2 separate regions of the Homo sapiens genome follow, and region 2 is linked to region 1. The links are chromatin loops, found by intact Hi-C in ENCODE. Cell type or tissue: IMR-90. All regions are shown on one strand. Each heading gives the region's core, and the rest is flanking DNA. Links, peaks and the distances in the headings are about the cores only.

The links. Peaks named below come from ENCODE experiments on the same cell type or tissue, not always from the same donor. Only the 100,000 strongest peaks of a DNase experiment are listed, where the experiment ranks them.
Region 2: a loop joins it to region 1, with 4 times the contacts of the local background. A loop is called at or near these places in 2 of 110 quality-filtered maps.

The regions. Positions count from the first base shown.
Region 1 is chr1:79,489,513-79,502,042 of GRCh38, reverse strand. No RefSeq gene overlaps it. Among named protein-coding and RNA genes, the nearest start is that of LINC02792, 170 kb to the right of the region's middle. In IMR-90, for the core only: a CTCF peak has its summit at 4,681; no DNase peak of the experiment used is centred there.
Region 2 is chr1:79,893,359-79,905,888 of GRCh38, reverse strand. No RefSeq gene overlaps it. Among named protein-coding and RNA genes, the nearest start is that of LINC02792, 570 kb to the right of the region's middle. In IMR-90, for the core only: a CTCF peak has its summit at 5,758; a DNase peak (open chromatin) is centred at 5,768; H3K27ac peaks cover 539 bases.

The sequences.
Region 1 (12,530 bases), core at 1,595-9,594:
TCTTTAAAGAGAGACTTTGAACAGAGCACATGTTGATGTTATTATTTTCTTCCTTTTTAATGTAGTCTAGTTCTGGAAAAGGGGTACATAGATCTTTGTGTAACCACCCAAGAGCAATAAAAATAATTAGAGTTTATCCTATCTTTTAAACATGAAGAGAAAACATCATTACATGTTGGTTTCAGAAGGCATCCATCCTATATGGGGTTGGGGGAGAGAGTTGGAAGAGCAAACATGAAGAGTAATGACAGCAAACTTTTCCTTCTATACCTCACTCAAAGTTTCCCCTGCCTCCAATTTTATCATCTCACCATTTTCAAGTAGAATTGGCAGGATTGAAACTAGGTAATTTTGATGGGGAAAATATTGGCCATGTGAGAATGAAAGGGCGACCCACCAAACACATTAGCACCTATATAGAACAAGGTGCAAATAGAAGATAACCAATAAATATGTACAGAGGTAATAATTTTATTACTACTATGAAATTTACCAAATATAAACTTACATTATTGTAAGTTATAACATAGAGGAGGGGTCAGGGTAGGGAAAACTGGATTGTTGAGAGACACAATCATAAATTAGCCTTTATCTAGCAATTGCTAGGAGCTATGCCTTATCATCTATTACATCCATCAGAGCTTTATCATGTGACTCTGCTTGAATACCACTGAGGAACACCATTCTCAGATTGCGTAACGTACTTGGCTCCACCTAGAGTTGTGCTTTTTGGAATTCCTGAAGAAAATATTACTGATGCAATACCACTGAATGACAATAAACACTTTATTAGCATTTAAAACAAAGCTATTAGATGTTATAACTACGTGCTAGGAGGAAGCAGTGAAAAAGGGAGTGGTGGATAAAGGGATGACTAAACTGATAAATTAATGAAGAACTAACAAATACCATAAAATAGATTCTTTCATTTTGACTATTATTTGGAGATGAAATATTGAATAAACCACTGAAAGCATGTTTAAGTTTTGATATGTCATAATATATGTGAAAACAGGTACCATATTGCTACAATCCCTTCTTGAATTGTGTTTCTGAAGCTTAATTTGTAAGACTTAAGCATTTCTCCTCTCTTAACCTTCCCATTCCTCATGAATAATTTTTTGGTAGAATCCCATGTTTTCTGATTATATAGAGACTTAACTTAGTTATGTCCTTTGTTGAATGTTGAATATTTAAATACAGCTTTTATTTTAACTGCAAGCTTTTTCTTGTAGCTAGAGTTTTTGATTTTGAGAAGAATAAATCTCTTCCCAAATGGCTTCTGTTTATCTTTAAAAGCAATTTATAAGGAAAATAAATCTGTCATAATCAGGTCACCCCAGACATAGTGCTAAAAGCATTCTAATATCTGAGAAATCCTGTGAAATAAGAAGCAATGCTGATTCTGCTCTTAAATGTCACCTAATGGTCTTATATAAGGTTGTCAATTTTAGTGTTAGTTGATTGTTACATCTTAGAAAAAAATTAACTGAACTGAAGTATATTCAGCATATACGTTGTTTTACAATAATTTTTTAACATAGTTTCTTTTGGGACACTTAACAATTTTCCCATTGATTAAATATGCCTACTTGAATTAGATGTAGTTGCTTTACTATACAACTATCTTAGAGGCATTTTGGGAGCTCTGAGCTAGATGTGGGGTTTTGGATTTCATTATTCAGGCTTTTAAAAAATAATAAAATAAAATGCAGCCAACAGCAGGATTGACGTGAAACAAATAATCAAACATCCAGTTATTTTTGAGGAATCAGTTAATTAAATGCTAATGCTGACTGAGCTTGTGTTTTTGTATGTGTTTAATTTTTTTTAAAGAGTTTATGCATTACACATAGAGTTTGTATGTGTGCTCAGGAACAATGCAGTATACAAATTACAAGAATAATTTTTATTCTATGGCAATTGGCTTCATCTTCTCCAATAATTGTTCAGTGCTACAAATAAATTACAGCCATTAGGTGAATTTGGTCAATTATTTTGATAAAAGTTGCAGTGGCAATTAATACTTTTTGGCTATAATATTAATATTATCTGAGTCAGATAGTAATTTTATGCCATGAGTGGATATTTGGAATGCACATCATTTTGCTATTAGCTTATTATAAACTGAAAAGAAAGTTTTCATTACCTAAGGCAAGAATTACAAGCAATTTCAAGAATCTTTAAAATGAAAGGATAATGGGAATTCTTTGAGATACCTCTGACAAGGTCCATGTTCTCCCAGTGAGGGTCAGAGTTCAATTCCTGAACTCATCCATCACATTCTGACTGGCAAGGGCTGAATAGCTGTAAAGACTGCACAGGAGAAAGGGCGCCCTTGCTGACCTCCTAAATCACTTTCACACACACAGTTCAATAAATACACACATCCACTCACAAACACCATGCACAAATAACAATGCATTTTAACTCATTATTAGGACAAGCAAGTTTTAAGATTCTTGGATCCCTAAGGGGTTTATATATTTGAGATTTTCTTTTAAATGCTTATTTTAATCATGTAACAGGAAAACAGCATTTCATATCATTATTTCAGTAACAAATAATCAGTAGAAAAACACTTCATTGATGTCTTTTATACACAATGATTTTGAGCGCCACAAGGGGTACACAAAAAAAAACTGTTTAAGTCAAAACCCCTACTTACAGTCAGTCAGTCAAAACATAACTACTCATCACTTAGAAACCTGTAATCTAATGGTATTTCTTAATAAAATCAGGAATTTAGTGTTAATTTAAAGTGGTTCCAACTGCTGCATCCCACACATTTATTGTCTCTTTTTCTTTGGCTGTGATTTTCATGTTAGAGAATACAGGTTAGGTAATTTTCCCTTGAAGTATTTTCACATCGTCTACTTAGCCTGTTTCACAGAGTAAAACATACCGTAAATTTTCTCCGTAATTTTTCATTCCTCAACTACAATGTGGGCTCCAATATGACAGAAACCACCCCGTCCCCATAGTTGATGACCAGGACTGGTATATTGTAAGTTCTCATTCACTATTTGCCAAATTAATTAAATTTAATTGCCCTCTGAAATCCGGGACCTAAGGAAGGCCTCCCCATAAGTGAAAATAATTGATGATGTAAAAAACAGCATTCTTCTCAGAAGTACAAAGTATGCTTTTCAGACAAAGATCAATTCACATCTTTCCTACATAGCAAAGGTGTTTCAAACTGTGTAACTTATTTAAAGGCCAAGTAAAGTAACTAGGTGGAGGCTTTTCTCTATGTTCATGAAATCAAACCAATCTGGGGTCCATATTCCATCTTCATAATGAAGAAAAGATTGGACCAAGCTTCCCACTGACAGGCCCTCACTTTCATTCATCCCATATTTGTAGGGTCTATCATAGTGCTAGGCATTGTAGGATTTAACACATTTTTCTGAAATTAATTTAACCAAATTCACAAGTGCTTTATTCCTCACCAATCTCCTGTTTCAGGTTGTCTTCAAAAGTTAGAAGATAGGGAGGATTCAAACGACATGACATGATTGCATTATTTAAAATTTCCTTTAAAAAATAGCTTATCAAGAAACCAAATATGCCAAAAAGAAATCACTATGATTCCAGCTTCTAAAGACAGTAAATCTGAGTCTTACAAAATACATTACATATAAAGACATTTTATATAAAGGTTCTTTTTGAAAATCTCTTCTGCCTGGTGTGGTGGCTCACGCATGTAATCCCAGCATTTTGGGAGGCCAAGGCAAGTGGATCACTTGAGGTCAGGAGTTCAAGACCAGCCTGGCTAACATGGTGAAACCCTTCTCTACTAAAAATACAAAAATTAGCCAGGTGTGGTGGTGGGTGCCTGTAATCCCAGCTCCTCGGGAGGCTGAGGCAGGAGAATCACTTGAGCCAGGGAGGTGGAGGTTGTGGTGAACCGAGATCAAACTACTGCACTCCAGCAGGGACAGCAGAGTGAGACCCTGTCTCAAAAAAAAAAAGAGAGAGAGAGAGTAGAAAATCTCTTCTTTACTTAATTACTAATTAGTTAGGGAAAGTCTCATTCAAAAGAAAGTTGCAATAAAAATATAAAAAATTCCAAAATATCCTCAATACTTCTAAAGAAGGAAAAGCAATAATGATAGTGGCTCAATATTACTTACACTGTTTTCTAACTTAAGAAAATCTTGTTCTTTACCAAAAATATTTAATTTTCTAAAGTGTGAGAAAATTAGTAAATTAAATGATGGAATTGGCTTTTTTGCTACTTTCTAAAATACAATATTCTTAGGTTGACCTGAAACACAATTGGCTTAATAAAAAACATTATATAATAAAATTCTTAATTAGCATAATTGCCTATCCAGAATTTCAATTATCCTCTAGAATCTCTTTCTTAAAATTTGGAGAAAGATAAAAATATTTACTTAAGAAAAAATAATCTCAATAATTTAACTAAAATGCAAAATTCACGTTTTAAAACTTAGAATGATTTGAAGCACCAACATATTCTATGTAAAAATCAACAGTTGCAAATATTCTTACTCAAATTTCTTCTTTCTCATACCTTACCAAAGTGGATAGAAACCTATGTGTGCACGCTTGTCCAAACACATGTACATCCTACCTTTTCTGATCTGAGGCTGATAAAATATCTTGTTTTCAACACTGGGGTGCAGATTTCATTCAGCTGTAAGGTTATAGCACCCCCTAGCCCTGCCTAACAGAATAGCAGTCAATTCTGGCAGGAATTGAAGTGTAGTAAAGGAATTTTAAAGAATATATGTAAAACCTGGGTACTTTAAAAAAGTGTTCTCCATTGAAGACGTATCTTATTTTATTTGGTAGCAACCGCTGTATCTATTATAGTTTAGAATTTCTGGTATACAACCTGTTCTAACCCTGAATAGTACCAATTGCTGTTAAAATATAGGAAGCTGATTTATTCTAAAGAGCATGTGGAGCATAAACACATCAAACAGATTTCCACTGGTCCTCTAATTTTTTCCCCCCAAATCATCAACAAGCCAGACACTTGGAGTACAAGTATAGAATATTGGACATGGCTGTGATGGTTATTGGCAAATCTTATACAAATAGACAACAGCTCTCTGGGGACAAAATGTAGGCTGTGGAAAAATATATCTGAATATGACACATGTGGCCACCACTCAGATAAGATCTTTGTTACTATTCTTTTATTCATATATCATATTTTAAGAAAAAAGTTGAAAGATGAAGGATTTGGATGTGCTTGTAATAAATTCAGACTGTTTTGCTTGTCCCGTCTTTGAATCTTCAAGCTTTCCTTATTAAGCTACAATGCCTATTTCCAGCATATGGTAATAGTGCTGATTGCATAGCACCTGTCATTAGGAATTCAGGAATATAAACCTCAAAGGCTTTGATGGGAATTTAAATGGAATACCGATTTGTCAATGCAGCACTCAAGTCTGTAGTATCTGTGGGGTTCACAGGATTCCAATTAGTCTGACATTTTTTTTGCAGACTTCAGAAAAAGAACTATTGTAAAACTTGGAAGCAAACAAAAGATAAGTTTTCTCACCTTACTTGGCCCATATTATAATTTATTCCTCCCTTCGTTCCTGGAATGCTTGAAAGTCATCATTCTTTATTCTGAGATACTGTAAATCTAGATACTGTAAATCACTTGGTCAATGTACATTAAATTTAATTTAGTCTGACCACTGCTACTATTCAAAGACCAGTAAATTGATTATGTTACTAAAAGGTGATCACACTGATACTGCTATTTAATGAACTCCATGCTTGTACATTGCTCCTAATGCACACTATTTTAGATCACTTAGTCAACTCCACTCTAATTGAATTTATCATTTGAAACCTTGACTTGATGCTAATGGTCCAAATATAGCAGAGTCTCTCCAGAGTAGTCCTGTCTACAAAACGCTGTATATTGATGTTTTCTTGCAACAAACACTTGTCTTTCTTGTCTTTTTGTCAGGGCCAGTTGTCAGTTATTGAGGTGCAATTATAAGAAAACTTGCATTTAGGAAAAGATATTGTTGACCTCTGCAAATTGACTGGCAACATCAAAATTTGAAAGTGGAGCTCAGGCAGGCTTAATGGGATATATGCAAATTCTCTCCAAACACAGGCCTGAAACTGTCATATGGCTGTTGTTATTTTAAGATACGCATGATCTCCTCTTTCTGTTCTATCCCCTTTTATTTTCACTAAATGGAGTCAGTATGTTTGCAAGACTAGTCTGGCTTAAGAGAAATGGCAACAGCATTTGCTGGGTTCCACCATGAAGAATCATTACCAGTGCCAGTGGGCTTCATAAACGAGCCCCAGAGAAAAAGTGAAACGGATGTGAAGTGATATTAAAACAGAAAATAGGGGGAGAAAAAAGACATGATTTCTGTAGGTTTACAATCAAGGCACCATTGTAGAAATTAGAAATGAGGAGAGAATAGTAACTGATTATTCTTTAATTTTTTTAAAGAAAGAGGAACCTAATTTAGTGTTGCATTGTGGTTCAAAAATAACTCCGCATAATTCATAACGTGCTGTACATGAGGAGAATCAAATTTCCTAATTATGATCATGATTTTGATAACTTTTATTGAACATAAGCATGCCCATGATCAAATCTCTTAATAGGAAGCTATCTTCCATTTGGTAGCCATAATTTCAAAGCTATGCTATATACATTTCTGTACAGAAACAAGATGAGGATAACTAACACTGCTTGCCAAAAATCAAATTAGAGAATAAACATATGGAGAAATAATATAATTTACAATAAGGATTTTCAACTGAAAAATTACCATCTATACAACGTTTTGGGCAAAAATTAAGGGGTTTATCATCATGGCTTTTACTCAAGTAACACAAGTCAAATAGCAAATCAAACATAATTTTGAAATTACTCAACTTTTCCAACCCCTCTTTCTTTCACATATGTGTGTCCTGTTACATTCACCCTCAACAAACAAATTTGTGAATTACACCTTTTACCTACACCACACTCCTTCATTTTTATTTGGGGTTTGATGGAGTTCTAAATTCTAGATAATTAAAAGTTGTCCATGACTAGGAATGTGCCAAAACCTGGGAAGAATTTATTTACACTTATATAATCTAAACGTTGAGATTCTTTCCTCCAAAACAAACCTCTGTAAGGAATTGTGAAAGGGCTGAAATTTTAGCCTACTTGCAAACTAGTAAGTCAGTCTGCCACAATTTCATATGTACTGGCAGAAAACAAAACACTCTTGGGTCAGAGACATAGGATTTTACTCCTCATGGCACAGAAAGCACTATGAGCTTCATGTTTGTGTCAGCTCCCTTCTTACTCAAATCCTACAGAATGACATAAAATGGTTCCTGTGGAAGCTTTGCACGCAGAGGGTTTGCATCAGAGCTGAGGAACCCTGAGTTTAGAAAACCTTGAGTTTCTGTAATGGACTGGAAGCAAATCTGCCTAATCTTTTCCTAGAGGGAAACATTATCTTTATCACACTAGGCAGCCCACAAATCTACCCTTTACTCTGAGGGACACACCATACATTCTAAGCTGCTTGTTATACAAACATCCATAAGAGATAATCTGGAACAAAAGGAATCAGTGCCTCTGCTTGTGCAGTAATATGATAGACTCATGGAGAACTATCTCCTCAAACGCTCCTGCCTGTGAACTATCACAGAACACATTTTCTGTTCTGTATCATACATTATCTTAAATTCATTTTTTTATCAATATATCGAGCCTCCCCAAGTCAACCATAAGCTGCCATTAAAAATAACTCATTTTTACACCAATAGATTTACTTAATTTCTAAGGTAATGTCATAACATGATTTGTGCTCAATACATATTTAAGAACAATTACTGATGATGATGATTGATTAACTGATTGGTGCTAATTGATTGATGAATCGATGGTGGAAATTATACTATGTCAGGCCTCTGAGCCCAGGCTAAGCCATCATGTCCCCTGTGACCTGCATGTACACATCCAGACGGCTGGTTCCTGCCTTAACTGCTGACATTCCACCACAAAAGAAGTGAAAATGTCCTGTTCCTGCCTCAACTGATGACATTGTCTTGTGAAATTCCTTCTCCTGGCTCATCCTGGCTCAAAAGCTCCCCCACTGAGTAACTTGTAACCCCCACTCTGCCCGCCAGAGAACAACCCCCCCTTTGACTGGATTGGGTAGGATTTACCTACCCAAATCCTATAAAACGGCCCCACCCCTATCTCCCTTCCCTGACTCTCTTTTTGGACCCAGCACACCTGCACCCAGGGGAAATAAACAGCTTTATTGCTCACAGAAAGCCTGTTTGGTGGTCTCTTCACACAGACACGAGTGAAATTTGGTGCTGTGACTTGGATCGGGGGACCTCCCTTGGGACATCAATCCCCTGTCCTCCTGTTCTTTGCTCCGTGAGAAAGATCCACCTACAACCTCAGGTCCTCAGACTGACCAGCCCAAGAAACGTCTCACCAATTTCAAGTATGGTAAGTGGCCTCTTTTTACTCTCTCCTCCAACCTCACTTACTATCCCTCAACCTCTTTCTCCTTTCAATCTTGGCACCACACTTCAATCTCTCCCTTCTTTTAATTTCAATTCCTTTCATTTTCTGGTAGAGACAAAGGAGACGCGTTTTATCCGTGGACCCAAAACTCCAGTGCTGGTCACGGACTGGGAAGGCAGCCTTCCCTTGGTGTTTAATCATTTCAGGGACGCCTCTCTGATTATTCACCCATGTTTCAGAGGTGTCAGACCACGCAGGGACGCCTGTCTTGGTCCTTCACCCTTAGAGGCAAGTCCCGCTTTTCTAGGGGAGGGGAAAGTACCCCAACCTCATATCTCTGTGCCCTGATCCCTTATTTCCACACCCCAACCTCTTATATCTCTGTGCCCCGATCCCTTATTTCCGTGCCCCTACCTCTCCCGCTTTTCTGGAGGGTAAGAACCCCCAAACCCCTTCCCTCCGTTTCTCTACTCTCTCTTTTCTCTGGGCTTGCCTCCTTCACTGTGGGCAACCTTCCACCCTCCATTGCTCCTTCTCCCTTAGCCTGTGTTCTTAAGAACTTAAAACCTCTTCAGCTCTCACCTGACCTAAACTCTCAGCATCTTATTTTCTTCCGCAATGCCACCTGACCGCAATACAAACTCGACAGTAGTTCCAAATAGCCAGAAAACGGCACTTTCAATTTTTCCATCCTGCAAGATCTAAATAATTCTTGTTGTAAGATGGGTAAATGGTCTGAGGTGCCTGACGTCCAGGCATTCTTTTACACGTCGGTCCCTCTCTAGTCTCTGTTCCCAATGCAACTCATCCCAAATCTTCCTTCTTTCCCTCCCACCCGTCCCCTCAGTCCCAACCCCAAGGGTCGCTGAGTCTTTCTAATCTTCCATTTCTACAGACCCATCTGACCTCTCCCCTCCTCCCCAGGCTGCTCCTCGCCAGGCCGAGCTACGTCCCAATTCTTCCTCAGCCTCTGCTCCTCCACCCTATAATCCTTTTATCACCTCCCCTCCTCACACCTGGTCCGGCTTACAGTTTCGTTCCGTGACCAGCCCTCCCCCACCTGCCCAGCAATTTACTCTTAAAAAGGTGGCTGGAGCTAAAGGCATAGTCAAGGTTAATGCTCCTTTTTCTTTATCCCAAATCAGATAGCGTTTAGGCTCTTTTTCATCAAATATAAAAATCCAGCCCAGTTCATGACTTGTTTGGCAGCAACCCTGAGACACTTTACAGCCCTAGACCCTAAAAGGTCAAAAGGCCGTCTTATTCTCAAAATACATTTTATTACCCAATCTGCTCCCGACATTAAATAAAACTCCAAAAATTAAATTCCGGCCCTTAAACCCCTCAACAGGATTTAATTAACCTCACCTTCAAGGTGTACAATAATAGAAAAAAGTTGCAATTCCTTGCCTCCACTGTGAGACAAACCCCAGCCACATCTCCAGCACACAAGAACTTCCAAACGCCTGAACCACAGCGGCCAGGCCTTCCTCCAGAACATCCTCCCCCAGGAGCTTGCTACAAGTGCCAGAAATCTGGCCACCAGGCCAAGGAATGCCTGCAGCCCGGGATTCCTCCTAAGCCACGTCCCATCTGTGCGGGACCCCACTGGAAATCGGACTGTCCAACTCACCTGGCAGCCACTCCCAGAGCCCCTGGAACTCTGGCCCAAGGCTCTCTGACGGCTTCCCAGATCTTCTTGGCTTAGCGGCTGAAGACTGACTCTGCCCGATCACCTCGGAAGCCCCCTAGGCCATCACGGACGCCGAGCTTCGGGTAACTCTCACGGTGGAAGCTAAGCCCGTCCCCTTCTTAATCAATACGGAGCCTACCCACTCCACATTACCTTCTTTTCAAGGGCCTGTTTCCCTTGCCTCCATAACTGTTGTGGGTATTGACGGCCAGGCTTCTAAACCTCTTAAAACTCCCCAACTCTGGTTCCAACTTAGACAATACTCTTCTAAGCACTCCTTTTAGTTATCCCCACCTGCCCAGTTCCCTTATTAGGCCGAGACACTTTAACTAAATTATCTGCTTCCCTGACTATTCCTGTATTACAGCTACATCTCATTGCTGCCCTTCTTCCCAATCCAAAGCCTCCTTTGCGTCCTCCTCTTGTATTCTCCCACCTTAACCCACAAGAATAAGATACCTCTACTCCCTCCTTGGCGACCGATCATGCACCCCTTACTATCTCATTAAAACCTAATCACCCTTACCCCGCTCAATGCCAATATCCCATCCCACACCATGCTTTGAAAGGATTAAAGCCTGTTATCACTCACCTGCTACAGCATGGCCTTTTAAAGCCTATAAACTCTCCTTACAATTCCCCCATTATACCTGTCCTAAAACCAGACAAGCCTTCCAAGTTAGTTCAGGATCTATGCCTTATCAACCAAATTGTTTTGCCTATCCACCCCATGGTGCCAAACCCATATACTCTCCTATCCTCAATACCTCCCTCCACAATCCATTATTCTGTGCTGGATCTCAAACCTGCTTTCTTTACTATTCCTTTGCACCCATCATCCCAGCCTCTCTTCGCTTTCACCTGGACTGACCCTGACACCCATCAGGCTCAGGAAATTACCTGGGCTGTACTGCCGCAAAGTTTCACAGACAGCCCCCATTACTTCAGTCAAGCCCAAATTTATTCCTTATCTGTTACCTATCTCAGCATAATTCTCATAAAAACACACGTGCTCTCCCTGCTGATGTCCAATTAATCTCCCAAACCTCAATCCCTTACAAAACAACAACTCCTTTCCTTCCTAGGCATGGTTTGTGCGGTCAGAATTCTTACACAAGAGCCAGGACCGCACCCTGTAGCCTTTCTGTCCAAACAACTTGACCTTACTGTTTTAGCCTAGCCCTCATGTCTGCGTGCGTGGCTGCTGCCACCCTAATACTTTTAGAGGCCCTAAAAATCACAAACTATGCTCAACTTACTCTCTACATTTCTCATAACTTCCAAAATCTATTTTCTTCCTCATACCTGACGCATATACTTTCGGCTTCCTGGCTCCTTCAGCTATACTCACTCTTTGTTAACTCCCACAATTACCATTGTTCCTGGCCCGGACTTCAATCTGGCCTCCCACATTATTCCTGATACCACACCTGACCTCCATGACTGTATCTCTCTGATCCACCTGACATTCACCACATTTCCCCATATTTCCTTCTTTCCTGTTCCTCACCCTGATCACGCTTGATTTATTGATGGCAGTTCCACCAGGCCTAATCGCCACACACCAGCAAAGGCAGGCTATGCTATAGTACAAGCCACTAGCCCCCCTCTTAGAACCTCTCATTTTCTTTCCATCGTGGAAATCTGTCCTCAAGGAAATAACTTCTCAGTGTTCCATCTGCTATTCTACTACTCCTCAGGGATTATTCAGGCCCCCTCCCTTCCTTACACATCAAGCTCGAGGATTTGCCCCTACCCAGGACTGGCAAATTAGCTTTACTCAACATGCCCCGAGTCAGATAACTAAAATACCTCTTAGTCTAGGTAGACACTTTCACTGGATAGGTACAGGCCTTTCCTACAGGGTCTGAGAAGGCCACCGCAGTCATTTCTTCCCTTCTGTCAGACACAATTCCTCAGTTTAGCCTTCCCACCTCAATACAGTCTGATAACAGACGAGCCTTTATTAGTCAAATCAGCCAAGCAGTTTTTCAGGCTCTTAGTATTCAGTGAAACCTTTATATCCCTTATGGTCCTCCGTCTTCAGGAAAAGTAGAATGGACTAAAGGTCTTTTAAAAACACACCTCACCAAGCTCAGTCACCAACTTAAAAAGGACTGGACAATACTTTTACCACTTTCACTTCTCAGAACTCAGGCCTGTCCTCGGAATGCTACAGGGTACAGCCCATTTGAGCTCCTTTTTTTATTAGGCCCCAGTCTCATTCCAGACACCAGACCAACTTGGACTGTGCCCCAAAAAACTTGTCATCCCTACTATCTTCTGTCTAGTCATACTCCTATTCACCGTTCTCAACTACTCATACATGCCCTGCTC
Region 2 (12,530 bases), core at 1,839-9,838, 400 kb before region 1:
GTGGCTGAAAAGGGCCAACACAGAACTTGGGCCATGGCTTCAGATGGTGCAAGCCCCAAGCCTTGGTGTTGAGCCTGTGGGCACACAGAAGTCAAGAATTGAAGTTTGAGAACCTCCTCCTATATTTCAGAAGATCCCTGGAAAGTCCAGGCAGAAGTTTGCTGCAGTGGCAGTGCTCTCATGGAAAACCTCTGCTAGGGCAGTGCAGAAGGAAAATGTGGGGTGGAAGCCCCCACACAGAGTCCCTATTGGGGCACCACCTAGTGGAGCTGTGAGAAGATGGCTACCATCCTGCAGACCCCAGAATGATAGATCCACCAACAGTTTGCACCATGTGCCTGGAAAAGCTGCAAACACTAAACACCAGCCCATGAAAGCAGACAGAAGGGAGGCTGTACCCTGCAAAGCCACAGGGGCAGAGCTGCCCAAGACCATGGGAACCCACCTCTTGCATCAGTGTGACCCGGATGTGAGACATGGAGACAACAGAGATCATTTTGGAGCTTTAAGATTTGACTGCCCTGCTGGATTTTGGACTGGCATGGGCCTTGTAGCCCCTTCGTTTTGGCCAATTTCTCTCTTTTGGAATGGTTGTATTTACCCAATGTCTGTACCTGCATTGTAGCTAAGAAATAACTAGCTTGCTTTTGATTTTACAGGATCATAGGTGGAAGGGACTTGGCTTGTCTCAGATGAGACTTTGGACTGTGGACTTTTGAGCTAATGCTGAAATGAGTTAAGATTTTGGGGGACTGTTGGGAAGGCATGATTGGTTTTGAAATGTGAGGACATGAGATTTGGTAGGGTCCAGGGGCAGAATGATATGGTTTGGCTGTGTGTCCCCACCCAAATCTCACCTTGAATTGTATTCCCATAATTCTCACATGTTGTGAGAGGGACGTGGTGAGAGATAATTGAATCATGGAAACAGTTTTCCCCATACTGTTCTCATGGTAGTGAGTAAATCTCATGAGATCTGATGATTTTATCAAGGGTTTCTGCTTTTGCATCTTTGTCATTCTGTCTTTGCCTGCTGCCATCCATGTAAGACATGACTTGCTCCTCCTTGCCTTCCACCATAATTGTGAGGCTTCTCTAGCTACGTGGAACTGTAAGTCCAATTAAACCTTTTCCTTTCACAAATTGCCCTGTCTCAGGTAGGTTTTTATTAGCAGCACGAAGACGGACTAATATAGCCTACCAAAGTGCTAGGATTAAAGGTGTGAGCCACCATGCCTGTCCTAAAAATTCTTAATCTCTCAGATTCTAACTCTTGCCACACATCCTCCTTAAGATGGTTCCCAGTGGGATATAAGGAGTTTCTAGGACCTGACAGCAGTCAGGGAGGGAAACATCTATCCACTGGCCTTGGATTGCAACACCTGCTTCCACATGCTGGCCTTATTCTTACAAAGCCTGGTCCTATAAGGAACCCTACCTGGAGAAGTCCACGGCACCCACTGCAGCTGATGGGTGATCTTGCTACCATTTGTTCTTGTCTCCTGTGTGCCTAGTCACATTATGAGCTTCTCTTAGATAACTATACCCAGGAAGAAAGAGGCTGGATCCAGTATTTTTATGATCCTGCATTTCAAAGAAAAAGTTTTGGCAAGAAACTTCTGAAAAATAATATATATTAGGCTCACCTTAATAAAATAGTCTAGACTTTGAATGGAATTATTTTGTATTCTTTATTTAAGAAACATAATGGTGCTATGAAGTAGGCAAAGATCAAATATTTATGAAAATGCAGGTAATTTTTTAATATCTACTGGCAGATGGCCTCTACAGGCTCTGTATTTACTATCTGTGTGTTGTTCCCACCAATCTTCTTCATTCATATAAACTTAGTGTTCACCTAGGGATATATCAATAGTTCATGAGTTTGATTTTAAATAAGAATCTCAACAGTGAGACTTATTTTTCTGCTTTTTAAAATGTAATCAGTACCCAAATCAATATCACTATTCTTTTTAAAGACTAAGAAGTTTTATCTTCAGAGAAAGCTGATACTTTATTAGTGCAGAAGAAAAAGCTGTTCCTTTTCAAACATTAAAAAACACAAACATCTTAAATATGCATTAGAAACCATTAACACTCAAGGGAGAGCTGACTGCTGTAAATTTTCTGTGGTATAGCCTCTAACCTCTTCTGATAGCTAAAGTTAATGTTTTAATGACAAGAATTTAAAAGAAAAAAATAGTTGAGTATTTAATTTGAGTTTAATAATGCTTTGTGAGTCTGCACAAAATATTGCAGGATTTTAACATTGAAAGCTGAACGAGTATTTTTCAGACTTTAAGTTATTAAAACATGTTTTCTTATTTGGTAGTGAACTTGTATTTCAGCCAAACAGCTGTAACTGTGGGCTGCCAAAACTACTCTTCTTACACTTTCAGGTTACTTGATTAAATTACTATATACATAAAAATCCTTTCCAGAGAGTGAACGAAAAGTGGACGGTGTTATGTTAGTGGTATTGTTCCTAGAAGAGAAGTTACATAGAAAAAAAACCTCTGCTGAAATTTTAATATGCTTTGTTATTTTTGCATCATTTGGCTCAAGGATCAAAATGAAATCAATTATAACAAAACAGTAGATCATTTAAGAATGGTGTTAATACTTTTTAATTGAGTTCAGAGAACTTATATGAATTAGATCTTTTGATCCTCACACCAGCCCCATACTGGAAGAAGGGCAAGGATTTTTCATTTTTCATCTATGTGTGATTAGAATTAATGGTACCTTAAGATGTAAAAAGGTCCCAGCTTTACCCTGTTCTCTGCCAAGCACTCTATAAGCCACTTTTCTCTTTCTACTTGTTATAGGTTTAAAGTATCTAGAGTTATATCCTTTATTTTGTAATAGGTCCACCTATATAGTGTGAGTGGATTGAGATTAGGACTGAAAATAATTGCTCACTCCTCTTAGTCTCCACAAATATATGTTTGGTGAATCTGAGTTTCATCTGTAAGGCCAGGATTGAAATGATTGCATTAGAGATTGAAATGAAATTTAGAAACCTTCTTCTGTTTCATCTTCAACTGAGGTCAGGAGGGACCTAGCTACATAATCTTTGTGGACTTCTTTTCAAATATAACAACAATCTCCCTATGTATTGCACATAAAATATTAGCAGGGGCAGAACTAGCAGACAGAAATCATATCTGCCAACCGTGGCGAAACAACAGTTTTGTCTTTCAAATAAGGACTAAACTCTGTAGGAGGAAAACTTATTTTGTGATAAACAGAGTCCTAAAGTATTACGCAATTGGCAAAATTTACTGTGCATTTATGGTATTATGGGTTTATTGTATTTGGGTTTGTTCAAATAATTTCACGTATCTAGTGGAAATTGTATCTTATGTGATGATTTAATCTAACCACAGCTGCAGCAATATAAATTACACATAAGACTATGCTGATTGATTATAATCAGTTGTAATCATGTCTTATAATTACATTGCATTATAGCGGCAGAGGCTGTTTAAGCCTACTCGGCACAGAGCTATATAAAGAAGAATATTTGTTACTTCTGACAGTCTCAGTCAACATTCAAAATGGCCTGCAAACAATAAGTTTATTAAATTTATTGTCCAGGCATCAAATAAGCGTCTTGATTTGCTCACAGAAGTTGAAACAGAATTGCAAGCCAGTCTAAAGCTTATTAACTACTATTTATACTAAAAATTTCTTCTTAAAAACATTAATAATTTAGTATATGGATCACGTTGATGTATCAATATTTGAAGTACATTGAATGTCAATGAATGTAAAATAATCAAGTGAGAAGTTTGGAAGTATAGGAAGGTATAGATAAAATAAAATTGGAAGAAACATTGATGATTTATTAAAGCAGGGTAATGGGTACATAGAGGTTTGTTATATTATTCTGTTTAATGTGTATGTGTTTGAAATTATTCATATAAAAAGTTATATATACTTTCCTATAATAAAGAAAACTGAACAAACACTATATAGTGCCTATTTATGTCTATATACAAAAATACAAAGGTACTCTTTAAAATTCATGTATCTAAGTTGCTTTGTTATGTCTTAGAGGAACACTTTGCCTTTACATTGAAAACTCCTAATAGACTGTTTTGAAACACTCAAGATTATTTCACCAAAGCCAAAGCTCCAGTAGTCTTCTTTTAACCTAACCTCCTCCTTTCCTCTTATAATGATGCCCACTTTTCACCTGCACTCAGTAAGCCACAGTAAACAATCATGTAGAAAATACTGTGCTTTTCTATCATCAATGTTTTATTAGTAAAAATGTTTACACTTCACACAATTAAATACAGCCACCACAAGAAGCATATTAATATTCTGAATAAGTTGTATAAGGCTCATTCTGAATAAGTTGCAAGGCTTGCTCTGATTACAATTATATGTGTATTGGAGTATATGAAAAGTGAAAAGTTTGTGTCCATTTTTAGATTACTTAATACATATCTTTAGATATGGGCAACTTACTTAATTTTCTGAGACTTCATCTTTTCATTTTTGCCTGGCTATATATAGTGAATGTAAACCCATTTGGCAAAAGTTTTACCTACAAAACAAATATAGATTAGATATTTGTTACCTCTGATTTTCCTTTCACACTTCCTATCTGGTTCTTTATGCACTCAAATGAGGATTGGATTATGGTTTGCTAATTGATATTAGAAACAAAAAAAAAAAGCAGTGCTGATTTGGAGTACTCTCATTAGGCTTAACATTTTTCTACTTGTTTGGATTTGTCTCGCTGCTTAGGTAGCAAGATGCCAAACAGGTATTTTTCTCGATTTGTCATTTTATCTCAGGTCTCAAAACAAGAAAATGGATTTCAAATATCCAATATAATTATTGATTGTATGTGTTAATTTAACTTAGATACAGAATCTCCAGAGAGCAGGTAAACCATTATTTCTGTGTGTATCTGTTTCTGAAAGAGATTAGCATCCCATTGGTCAGACTGAATAAAGATGGAACTCACCAGTGTGGGTGGGCATCATCCAATCCCTTGAGGGTCTGAATAGAACACAAGGGCAGAGGAAGAGTGAATTTGCTATCTCTTCTTGAGCTAGCACATTTATCTTCTCCTGCTGTTAGACATCAGAGCTACTGGTTCTTGGGTCTTTGGACTCTGGGACTTATACCAGAGGTCCCTCCTGGGTCTCACGCCTTTAGATTCAAACTGAGTTACACCACCATCTTTTCTTGTTCTCCAGCATGCAGATGGCAGATTGTGGAATGCCTTGGAATCTATAATCATGTGAATCAATATTCATAATAAATTATACACATACATGCTATTGTTTTCCTTTCTCTGTGTTAGGGCTAAGAGAACCCTAACACACTCACCCTTTTAAAAATAACAGTTAGGCTTTCTGTGCCATACTGTTTAAGAATATAACACAGAAATAATCTGTCACCATAACTTCTCATCCCTCTGCACCTTATATAAAGGATAAGGCAAGGTTTATCAGAAGAGATAAGAGTAGGAGTAAAAATTTCCTTGAACAGAATCATCAGAGTTATGTGATGCTCCTATATTTTTCCCTGGAAATGAGGAGAGGATCCCTGAATCTAGAATTAAAGTTTGTTTTGTTTTTCTTAAATCGGAGAGGAACTCTTTTCCCCTTGAGTCACAGGAGAAAAACTTCAAGAGTTTGTGGATCACAAAGTGTGGTGGCTGACACATGACTGGAAAAATGTAAAGGAGAGAGGTTGTAATACTTGCTGTGATGACCGATGGATGGCAGTGAAGCCAGCTGCACGTCTATGGAAAGGGACCATATTTCCTCTAGGCTGCTATAGAAACCACAGAAGATATGCACATGTGAGTAATCTTGGAAAAGACCCAACCAAGGAGGCTGTACTCAGCAGAACTAGTTTGTGTGGGACACACAGTCAGAAAGAAAATGGAGGCGAAAGTGATAGAGATAGCAAGAGACTGTGTTGGTTATCTGGGCTGGCACTGCAAAGCCTTCTAAAGGGGATAAATGGGGCTGATCTTTGTAACACTCATGAAAGTTTCCCTAGAGGAAAAAACAAACATGTAGGGATCAGCCACCCCAAGGTTCCCATTACCAGAACATAACAGCATCTGCTACAAATGATTGCCCTTGTTACACACCTAGGAAATTCTCAAGCAGGAGTGGAGATAGAGAAGGAAGAGAGAAGAAAACAATTCCCTTCTTCACTATTGTTTTTACAATATGGACATGGCCTGCACTCTAAGGAAAATGGCCTGGGTAAGGGTTGAGTTGAGGGGAAAAGGAGAATCCAAACCTGTAGTGTGTCCTGTAATTCATGACAATTCTGTAGGAGAGGGCTATGCTTACTGTAAAATATGAATCAACAGCCAGAACGAGGTCAGTCATCCCATTGACTTCCAAAAATGTAGAGAAAAACATCGATTTTCCTCCACTTTTTCCCTATAAGACATTTTTGTTTTCTCCCAGAGAGAATGTCTTATGATCCTTGGAGACTTATGAAGAAATAAATAATCATGTCAAGAAAAGAGAGATTTGGAAGAACGATCCATGGTAACAGAAGGAAGACCCAAGTCAAACGTTTACTATAATGATAGTAGATTTGTTTTCTCATTTCTTATCATAATTGTTTCAACAACCAGGATGAAGACCCAAAAGTTTGAAGTAAATTAAAGTTTTAAAAATAGAAAAAAAAAAACTCTAGAGTATAAATTAACCACAACAACCAATGAGCTCTTCTCATATTCATATTCTCTAGATAATTGTTTCTAAGACAGAAAATAAAGATAATAGTGTTCTTGAGGTTATAAAACTATGACAGGTAGATGCTGATTTGCTAAAATTGGTAAAAGACCTCCCTCTCTAATACATTTTTTGAAATAATTAAATCAAGAAGAGCAAAGAAAAATGAGAAGACATTGTAGTACTGCATTGAAAATACAATATAAAATCTTAGGTTATATTCAAGATGTTTCAGCATTTTAACTGAATGGATCAATCGCTAACCTGCCACATGTGAGTCATTAAGTGATTTTCAAACCCATTTTGTAACAGGTTTCTTGACTAACTCAAACATTAAAAATAAAAATTACCATCAAGTCACTGAAATAAAAGTGGATGAGAGATTAAAAATTTGACATTTCAATCTGACAACTAGATTGGACTATCTAAGATTGAATATGAGATTGTTAGGTAATAAATAAATGTGCAAGATTTTGTCACCTGCTCTAGGCATCGTTACTGGCAGGGAAGGTCAAGCTTAGAGAGACATAGACCCCATTGATACTGGTTCATTCATAAACCTGATGTGCACACTTACATTTATTTACATCTCAGCAAGGATCTTTACAGAAAGAAAAGCCCTTTAAAAGTAGTCAAGAAATATGTTAATGATTAGAGAATCATTTACTCAAAAATTTATATTAAATAATTATTAACTGCAAATAATAATATGTAATGGAGGACAGTTATGAAGAGTGTGACCTCTGCCTTCAACAGACTTGCAGTTAACAACCTAAGTAAACAAAAAAATCTAACCCAAAGCAGAAATTTCCTAAGGCTTTAAAATTATTAAGTTTAATTGCACAATCATCCCGTCTAGAAGGAAATGTATGACTGAGTTCTTTTCAGAAACCTAGACTTAAAGCTTTTCAGAAAGGAAAATGGTAAAAGACTTGCAGCTTGGAGCCGTTACTCAATTGGTGATGATGTTACAGCCTAGACTTTTGTCCTTGATCTATTTCCTGGAAAGATTTTTGATTTTGCTTTTTGTTGTTTAGATTTTTTAATTAAAGATGATGATGATGATGATGATGATGACTTGGTTTAATATAGCGAAGATAAAAAAATTTCAACTCACTTCCCAATTCTAATTGATTATTAGTAGCTTCCTGAAAAGCTGCCTTGCACTGTGTCCAAGCTTATCAGAAAGACCATGCTGGATTCATCAGAAGTGCCTAGGGGAGGGGAGAAGCAGTATACACCACATTGCCCCCTCCTTGGCCTAATTGCTTGATACAATAGAACTTCCCTAAGTGTTTTAGAATAAAGGCATCATCCAGAGGTAGAAACAGGTAATTACAACCATAAAATTTCCAAATTAATGCTTAGGCAGTTTAGGTTGGTGGAGTCCACATTTTTGTTGGTGGGTGGGAGGAGCAGGGAAGAATTGTATTTTTGTAACTAATATAAATTGTTAGTCCCTGAGATTTAAAAAATCATCATTATATAACATCCTAGAAAATATTTTAAAACTTGTTACAGATCTACTATGACCTGACTAAAACTGTTTGATTGCTGCCAAGCAAGTATCTTCATGAAAGATCTGAAGCCAGGGAACAAGCAGTACATTATGCGTGGTCAACACAGAATGAAACTGCAGTTTGCTGATTTTTGCATCAGTTTTTATGAACTGAAATTGATATGCCACACTAAAACTTCTTTAAATGTTTTGAAATGTAAAATTATAGTCAAATACTAAAGAGTAATTTTAATAAATCATATAACCTGGCTTTCCTCATATTTTCTAGAAGTTAGAAAGTCACTTGAAAATGAAATTAGACAAAATAACTTTTTGTCTTTTCATTCCCATTAAAGTTCACCTGGAAATTAAAATTACATAAGAAAAGCATAATGGAAATCAGGTTCACGTGATAAATTTGTTTCTCTGACTACATGTTTAACAGTATTATATAAAACACTTAACCAATGCATGTTGCAGCCAGACTACTTGAATTACATTCCCAGCTCTAACACCTACTTGAGGGACCCCAGGCACATTATTTATCTTCTCTAAATTCAAATTCCTTAGTTGTAAAATGTAGGTATTAATACTACATAGAGTTGTATGGGGAGTAATTGGTTACAATATCTGTTTAGATAAACACTTTTTCTATAAGTGTTTATTATAAGTGTTCAGACTCAGTGCCTGGCATGTAAGAAGGGCTTATTAAAGTTAGCTATTGTTATTGGGAAAAAAAAACTATATTAGGAGAAAAATACACATGGGCACACACACACACATGCATGCACACACTGGTTAATGAGGTAAAAAATCATCTAATATTTAGCATGTATAAATAAATGTATATTCACTTCTCAAAACTATAAACTACTGTTCATTTTGTATAAAAGTCTTGATTAAAGCAAAAGAAAATTGAAATTGATATGTTGCTGCTTAAATGTGTAAGGTACTATTATACTCTGTAGGTGCCAAAACTGTCTCATCCCCAAAGCATCTACGTGATAGATGCTGGCAAGTAGAAACCATGGTGATATGGGCATGAATGAACGTATATGGTTGTGGCTTAGTCAGTCCATGTAGACTACAAATGGAAGGTAATGCAGTTATATTTTAAAGTCATTTCTGCATGATTGATTTTTGTCTGATAATTTAATTATGGGCACTATTTATTGGAAGAGTTTGCTTCTTATTCTAGACATTTGTCCTTACTTGGCATTCTATTATGCTGCCATGACACATTGCACTACTTACCAGTAACTGATTATGACACTTTCAGGCTGATTCTCATCCTGGCAATGATGCAGAAAGGTTTTCAGTACTGTGTGCTCAGACAGCACTATACTTGGAAAGGAAGCTTTTGCTGCTGCTGCGAAATTGGACCAAGAGTACCAAGTTCTCCATGAACCAAAACTACCTCAGCTTTCTTACTCTTTTAGCACTGGTCATAAAGGCAGTGCAGGATAGTCATAGGAACATGGGCTGGGATCAGGGGGCTTTAGGTTAGAATCGCAGGCCTGGAGCATCTGCTCCTCTTCCCCATCCTAATAGACTGATGTACTGAATCTATGGAAGACTCCCTTACCTTATCTGATTGACTGGTCAAGAAAGGCTCAATACAGAGACATGTTAAGAACCAAGAAAGGACTTCGTGTTTTCTTCCTTTTACAACAGCTCTAGAAAACAGTTCTTGCTGAGATAGATAATCCAACATGTACATGTGGGCTCAGAATGCTTTACTTAAACTGAAGAGGAAAACTGAAATAATACTTATAATTCAAGCAGAGACAACCCTTAGTCTCAACTATTTAAATCTTTCAGGCAAAAGAGTTTCTTAGGCCTGAATTATGAGTGGTTGCCTCGTGCTCCACTTCACCTCACATGGGTAAACACAGGCCAAGTGTGCAGCAGTGATTTTAATGGGCTCAGCCAGGCTAAAAGCCTAATGAAATGGTTGCATGATGAAAAACCAATAGAATTTTAACTCTGGGCCAATGCATTGAGGGAACTAAAAAAATCATCTGGGAAAGATCGGGAGAACAATTAAATGGACAGATAAATGCTACTAATTGCTAATGATCAGCTAAAATATAGGCAGATGCCTGGGATGTTACTGTACAGGTGTGGGATCCCATTTGACATTTGTCTTACGTTTAATGTCTGACATTTGTGTAACTTTCAATTAAAACAGAGTAATGATAATTAGATAAGAAAGAATCTGTTGAGTAAGCTCTCAAATTTTACTACATTCCTTACATGCGATAAATTTGACTACTTTGACATTTAAATTTTTTCTTCTGGCTCTATAAAACATGTACCAATAGAAACTAACAAACTTTATAATATTCCTGCAAATGTTTTGGAATGATAGCTTAGGCAAAATATGAATATACATGTTGATACCGTTGTGTTCTAAATCAATATGCAGGGCAAATGTTCAGGAATTATGCACTAATGTGGCTATTCTGGATTTTGTACACCAGCATCCATTCTGATTGGTCAGTACTATTGTCTCATTGCTTGGTATTTACATAGTAGCAGTTGGTAAAATTTCAGATATCACCCTAATTCATAAGTATCATAAACATTTTTCTTTTGCTGGTATTTATACCCTATATTAAGTGAGAATGGTTTAAAATATGATTATCAAAAACTCTTCTTCTATTAAAAATAATTTATATGGAAAACACAATAAACTTTCATTCAAATAAAATTTTCTGCATATTATTGATTAATTACTGTTTGGCCTTTTTTCTATGGATAATGTTTAATCATGTAAACATTTTAAGCCAAAAAGCTTTTCACTTAACAGAGTCACATAATGTAGTTTAATAGTCAAGTTATTTTAATTTGATTGTTTAATTTTACAACTTAGGTTGTGTAAATGCACACATCTGCAATGCAAATATAAATACTCCAGTTTCGGAGGTGGTTCCAAGATGGCTGAATAGGAACAGCTGGTCTGCAGCTCCCAGCGTGATCAAAGCAGAAGATGGGTGATTTCTGCATTTCCAACTGAGGTACCTGGTTCATCTCATTGGGACTGGTCAGAAAGTGGGTGCAGCCCACAGAGGGCGAGCCGAAGCATGGTGGGGCATCACATCACCCAGGAAGTGCAAGGGGTTGGGGGATTTCCCTTACCTAGCCAAGGGAAGCCGTGACAGACTGTACTGGGAAAATCAGGACACTGCCACCTAAACACTGCACTTTTCCAATGGTCTTAGCAAATGGCACACCAGGAGATTCTATCCAGCACCTGGCTCAGCAGGTCCCACGGCCATGGAGCCTTTCTCACTGCTAGTGCAGCACTCCGAGATCAAACTGCGAGGTGGCAGCCTGGCTGGGGGAGGGGCCTGTGCCACTGCTGACGCTTGAGCAGGTAAACAAAGCAGCCAGGAAGCTTGAACTGGGTGGAGCCCAGCACAGCTCAACTAGGCCCTCCTGCCTCTATAGACTCCACTTCTGGAGGCAGGTCATAGCTGAACAAAAGGAAGCAGAAACTTCTGCAGACTTAAACGTCCCTGTCTGACAGCTCTGAAGGGAGCAGTGGTTCTCCCAGCCCAGTGTTTGAGCTCTGAGAATGGACAGACTGCCTCCACAAGTGGGTCCCTGAATCCTGTGTAGCCTAACTTGGAGACACCTCCCAGTAGGGGACGACTGACACCTCATAAAGCCGGGTGCCCCTCTGAGACAAAGCTTCCCAAGGAAGAATCAGGCAGCAATATTTGCTGTTCTGCAATATTTGTTGTTCTGCAGCCTCTGTTGGTGATACCCAGGCAAACAGGATCAGGAGTGGACCTCCAGCAAGCCCCAACAGACCTGCAGCTGAGGGACCTGACTGTTAGAAGGAAAACTAACAAACAGAAAGGAATAGCACCAACATCAACAAAAAGGACATCCACACCAAAACCCCATCTGTAGGTCACCATCATCAAAGACAAAGGTAGATAAAACCACAAAGATGGGGAGAAACCAGAGCAGAAAAGCTGAAAATTCTAAAAACCAGAGCACCCCTTCTCCTCCAAAGGATCGCATCTCCTCGCCAGCAAAGGAACAAAGAAGGATGGAGAATGACTTTGACGAGTTCACAGAAGTAGGCTTCAGAAAGTCGGTAATGACAAACTTCTCTGAGCTAAAGGAGGACGTTTGACCCATCTCAAGGAAGCTAAAAACCTTGAAAAAAGATTAGACAAATGGCTAACTAGAATAAACAGTGTAGAGAAGACCTTAAATGACCTGATGGAGCTGAAAACCATGGCACGAGAAATATGTGATGCATGCATAAGCTTCAGTAGCCGATTCGA